Linked DNA regions of Homo sapiens: region 1 is linked to region 2. A link is an interaction called in ENCODE POLR2A ChIA-PET data of the cell type or tissue named here. Cell type or tissue: HepG2. All regions are shown on one strand. Links, peaks and the distances in the headings refer to the core of each region. The heading gives the core; the rest is flanking DNA.

Evidence for each region. Peaks named below come from ENCODE experiments on the same cell type or tissue, not always from the same donor. Only the 100,000 strongest peaks of a DNase experiment are listed, where the experiment ranks them.
Region 1: POLR2A ChIA-PET joins it to region 2 with 11 read pairs; 4 of 35 experiments call an interaction of 5 or more read pairs at or near these places.

The regions. Positions count from the first base shown.
Region 1 is chr4:74,438,950-74,441,869 of GRCh38, reverse strand. No RefSeq gene overlaps it. Among named protein-coding and RNA genes, the nearest start is that of AREG, 4.7 kb to the left of the region's middle. In HepG2, for the core only: no CTCF peak of the experiment used is centred there; a DNase peak (open chromatin) is centred at 1,329.
Region 2 is chr4:74,653,064-74,655,983 of GRCh38, reverse strand. No RefSeq gene overlaps it. Among named protein-coding and RNA genes, the nearest start is that of BTC, 140 kb to the left of the region's middle. RefSeq lists an enhancer at 806-2,005. In HepG2, for the core only: no CTCF peak of the experiment used is centred there; a DNase peak (open chromatin) is centred at 1,573.

The DNA of each region.
Region 1 (2,920 bases), core at 257-2,756, 210 kb after region 2:
TATTAATAAATGCACTAGCTCCATTTAGATATATATATAATGTTCATTTTATTTTATAATTTATCCATACTGAAGAATACATCCATCAGGCTGGGCACGGTGGCTCACGCCTGTAATCCCAGCACTTTGGGAGGCCAAGGCAGGTGGATCATCTCAGGTCAGGAGTTTGAGACCAGCCTGGCCAACATGATGAAACCCTGTCTCTACTAAAATGACAAAACTTAGCCGGGTGCAGTGGCAGGCACCTGTAGTCCCAGCTACTCAGGAGTGGGGACTGAGGCAGGGGAATCACTTGAATGCGGGAGACGGAGATCGCAGTGAGCCAAGATCATGCCACCGCACTCCAGACTGGGTGACAGAGAGTGAGACTCTGTATCAAAATACATATATATATATATATATATATATATATATATATATATATATAATTTTTAGTTCCTTCAAAAAGAAGCCTTAACTGAGCATTTTGAGTACCTTGATATACCAATAAAGTCAAATTACAGTTGACTTTTTAACACTGTGGTGTGAAAGGGTGCCTACCTGACATGAGAAAAATCCATGTATAACTTTTGACTCCCCCAGAACTTAACCTCTAATTCCCTACTGGTGCCCAGAACACTTATTGATAATATAAAGTTGTTTAACATTATTTTGTGTGTTATATGTATTGTATACTCTCTTCTTACAATAGGTTAGAGATAAAAATTCTTAAGAAAATCATAAGAGAAATATATTTACTATTTATTAAGCAAAAGTGGTAATTATAAAGGTCTTTATCCTCATTATCTTCATGTTGAATAGGCTGAGGAGGAGAAGGAAGAGGAAGGGCTGGTCTTGCTGTCTCAGGAGTGGCAGAAGCAGAAGAGGTGGAAGGGGAGGCAGGAAATATTTTTAGGCCATACAGTTCATCTGCAGATTTTTTCAAATTGTTGCAAATCTCAGAAAACTTTTCCAATACATTTACTGAAAAAAGTCTCTGTTTAAGTGGACCTTCGTATTTCAAACCCATAATGTTCAAGGCTCAACTATACTTTCACGGCCTCAACAGTGTGGCTTTTGCAGAGCAAGAACTGGCAGATGGGGCTGAGGGCAGTGGATGATTATATACAATAGAAACTAAGTAAATGTAATATGCTATTGAGGCAGGAGAATAGGTTCTGGAGGCAGGGAACCTAAGGCCAACTCAGGCTGACTGGATATCAGAGGCTACTCCCTTTGAAACCCTCCTTTTGCTGTGCAGCAGTTGCTGCCTGGCAGCTGGAAAATGAAAGTACCTCTGATTGGTCCGCTCCCACAACCAATCAGACTGGTCACAGGCTTATGCTTCAACCAATCAGATTGATCGCAGGTCACTAGCGTGAACCAATAGGAAACCTTTAGAGGGTATATAAACTCCAGAAAATTCTGTAACCAGTGCTCCTGAGCTTCTTGTTTGAGGTCGCTTCTTCCTTGTGAAGTGTACTTTCATTTAAAATAAATCTGTGCTTTGGCTTGCCTTGCTTGTGTGCTTTGTTCAGTTCTTTGTTCTAAAGGCCAAGAACCTGGACAACTACCCTCAACCAGTAACATGTTTTGGCAAGCCAGCCAGGAGGTAAGCCCAAAGTTTAGGTTTTATATTTCTTTTTCTCTCTCTCTTTTCCTTTCCAACTCAGGACCTTCGGTGGACAGCGTCTAAGCATGGAGGCAACTGCAGGTTTCTGGCCGGGGCCACTCTGTGGTGAAACTGAAAGGTTTCGCCGGGGCCACAGCCTGGTTTTGGTGAGGGACCTGAGTCCTTTTCTTTCTCGGTCTTTCAGTGGCTGTTTCCTAGTAGCCCCTGGGTAATTGAGGGTAACTGGCTGGGACCACTCTCCAGTGTTACTTGAAAGCGGAGGAGTGAATGAGGATAGCTGGCCTTGCCCAGAAGGGGAAAGAACTATTTTCTATCTTATAGTCTCTGATCCCTATGTGTGACAGAATTGGCAGCAGCGGCTTGTCCAGGGCGAATTCACACACATTTCAGGTGACTTAAACCTTCTTCCATTATACTAAATAAATTCTCCTCTTCCCCTACTTGACTTGTTAAGGGCAAGCCGGGGGTTTGGCCATGTTGTAGATGGTCTGTGTGAGTCATGGGGGACAAGGTGTGATTCGTGGAAGGTAATCTATTATAATTTAATCTTGCCTAAATTTAGAGAGTTAAAGAATTGTTTTAAGTGGGATAGGAAAACCCAAAGGGTTGTAACTGTAGAAGTCGAAGCCTTCTAGAAGCTGAGGTCTTCATCCGGGGACAAGAAGGAAAGTTCATAGTGGGTCATCAGTGGTGAAAGTGGTGCCAGCACTCATCTAAGGTCAGAGGCATCTGACAGACTAAGTCAGGGGCTCTAAAGTGGGGAAACCCCCAGGGACCCCGGTCAGGACCCAAAATTCTTCCAGGAGGACACCCCGGATAAAATTTGGGTCTTCTAATACTTTGCTAAGTCCAGACCACTATGGGCAATTCTCCATCTATCACACCTGATTCTTCTATGGGCAACTCTCCATCTGTTCCACTTGATTCCCCGCTTGGCTGCATCCTCCACCATTGGACACTATCCTGCAATTAGGCCTATTTTGTACAAGTCAGGGCAAATGGTCAGAAATCCCATATGTACAGGTCTTCATGGCCCTATACCAAAACCTAATAGATATTATAGATGACCCCCTTTTACAAGAGCCACCTGTCTCAGGGTGAACAGCAACCACCCCCATATAGCCCCTTGCCAAGTGTTCCTGAGGCTAAAACCCAGCACTGGGGACCTTACCAAGTCCCCCTCACACTCAGAGGTGAACACCATATTTGACTCTCCCTCTATCCCTTCTACTCCTTAAGGAAGTAGCAAGAGCTGAGGGGCAATTCCTAGTGCAGGCTCCTTCTCCATAACTAATACACAACAATGTA
Region 2 (2,920 bases), core at 291-2,790:
GAAAGGTTGAGTATTTCAGGGGTAACTCTGATACAAGATTGAATATTATTTGAGATTGAATTTCAGTTTTGAAGATTTTGTTTGATGTGCATCTTGGTGTCCTGAAGGGAGGCAGGCAAAGTGTGCATCACTATGGCACAAGTATGTTTGTGCTTTTCCCTCTTTCACCATCTTCCTTCCAACCAGGTCTTCTAGATACATATGGACCATTAAGTAGTAGTGTTGATACTCTTGTTTGTCTCCTTCATCCCAAAGTATTTGTTTAATATCCAGCAATGTGATGAGGAAGGTGAGGCCTCCTCCAAGAGCTGGAGCTGCACATGGGTGAGTTCATGGTAGCCTCAGGTTTAGGGCATGGTCCTGGAAGGGAGCAGTTATTTTCTTTTCTTCATCTAGATCTGCCTAATTTATGTGTGTGTGTACATGTGTGTGTATATATGAATTGCTTTTCCACAGGAATTGCTTTTTCATTGTGAGCATTTGATAAATCCTGGTCTCTCATGCTTTATTTCATGCACCTGTAATTCAGGCACACAGATTTATCTAGACTATGACTCAAGGATCTCTGAGGTTTATACTGAATTTCTAGACTTAGCTTAAAGTTTCATCTTTGTTAATATGAAGTGGTTCCACAGATGAACAAACAGTGCCAAACACGAAGTGAGGTGTACCGACGGTCCATTTTTACGTTATCATTTTGATTCTATTAGCCACCAGCTTGAATACTGCCAGATGTGAGTGCCAGAGTGAAAGTGGTGAAGAAAAGTTGATACATCTGAGCCAAAAGGAGATATGCTGAGTTCCACTTTAAACTTAGAGGACTACTTAAGGGAAGTATTGCTTCTTGAGTTGAAAGCAATAAGCACAATCCAGTAAATTCAATCTCTTTTGGAGGGGAGTCTGCCTCAGGATCTGGTCTTTTTACTCATGTCAAGACCAATTCCTTCCTAAATTCCCCTGCACAAAGAGAATGCATGGACTGAGGGGCTATGTGCTAGAATCTCTCTTGGTTTAAGATTTTACCCTATTTGCCAAGGACTAGAGGGTAAGGAAGTATAGTTTGTGGAAAGGAATTAAGATAAAGTCATCGACCTGCATGTTATGTCTCATAGCATGAAGAAAAGCACTAAAAGTTCATTGTCATCCTTAGTATATACGAATTGTCAGAAACCCACCCAATGGGGAAAGGGATTTTGTCTTTTTCTCTGGTGGGGCTAGAAAAGTACCTAGTAAAAGATCAATGGATATTTATTGAAAAATTGAATCAATGCATCGATGAAGACCTTACATTCTGTCACACTTATCTGAGTCAGAATTCATTTGCCCCTGATAAATAAATTCTCCTGCTTCAGGCCTCAGGTCAGATCAAAAGAGGAGACCACATCATAATGGGGTGATTTACCAGCTCGGATCCACATCATACTCATCATTTTTCACTTACAAACACATTACAGTTTGAGGAACAGAAAGCATGACTGTACATCCCTGCAAATACTTGTCAGCTTGTGAACAGGTCCAGAGATAACCCACTAGATAAGTCGGTTGCATCATTCAAGAAAATCATTTACTAGACCGAGAAGGAATCCAGCTTTTTCTTGCACGCAATGGGCAGGTGAGTTCAGAGAACAAGGGAACATGCTGTAGGATTTTCGCTGCGTTTCAAGCATTGCAGTGCAGTTACAAGTTAGGGTGAGCTGGGTCAGTTTACTTAGCACAGCTTACCATTGCGTTTCGTCAGAGGATCAATAGGTAAATTTCTTGTGACTGGGCTCTGGAAAACCCAACTCTCACCTGGAAAGGTCAGAAGAAAAAAAAATACATAAACAGTTAACATTAATTTTCTATGGGAATTAGCCCCTCTTCCATTTGTAGCTCTAGGTTTGTGCACAAATTGATAAGCCACCAGGTAATCCTAGGAAAAGTACTACAATTATCTTTGTGGATGTTTGTCTGGACTCTATGCTGTACTCTGCTCCTGAGTTATTAAGAAGTAGCTAACCTTCTTCATACCTGAAACCTACTGATGTCTAAAGATGTAAGAGATTATATAGATTCTTCTCTAAGGAAAAGCAGTAGGAAAAAATATTCTGATCTTTTTCTGTGATTTCCTTCTCAGTTTTGTGCCAATTTCTAGACATATTTACAGAATATAATTATAGAAATCAAACGGTATCAAACAAAGCATCTTTGGTCTGTCATGAATATTCAGTCCTAAGATAAAACAAATCAGTTTAGATTTGAGGAAGATTAGAAAGAAGATTTGTGGAATGACGTTTAAGAAGTTAAGAATGCCTGGTTTCATTCAGAATTTTCAGATGTGTCCTATTGGTGAATGGGCTTTATTTGTAGTTCCTATGTAAGTTTACATTTTTTCGGTAATGTTTAAAACGTTTTCTGCTAAGATTGCCTTTCTAACTCAGAATTTCCTTCCGTGCTCTGAGAGGATTTGTTCTAGAGATAAGCATCGATATCTATGGCTAATAATTATTTAACAGTTATGACTTACTAGCATTACAACGACTCTGTGAGACAGATTCTACATTGGTCTGAGGTTTGGATAGCTTTATTTATTTTTTTTTAAAAGGCCTTTTTATTAACTCTAAATTGAACATTAAGCTAAGCACTTGAACTACAAAACTAGAGAAATTATAATAAAAAAATCTCTGTAGTCTTGAGGAGGCAAAGATTTCTTAGAGCAAAAACAAAGAAACAATAACAAGGAAAAATGCACCCAGCATTGAAAAATGTTAAGAAACTAAAAGGTAAATCACAGATTAGGAGACAATATTATAAAATTATGTCTGATAAATAACACAATTGAGTAAGAAGAGGATAACCTGATTTTAAAATGATTTGAACCCATGCTTTACAAAAGAAGATATAAGAAATGCATGAAGTCCATAGAAGGATCCCCAATATC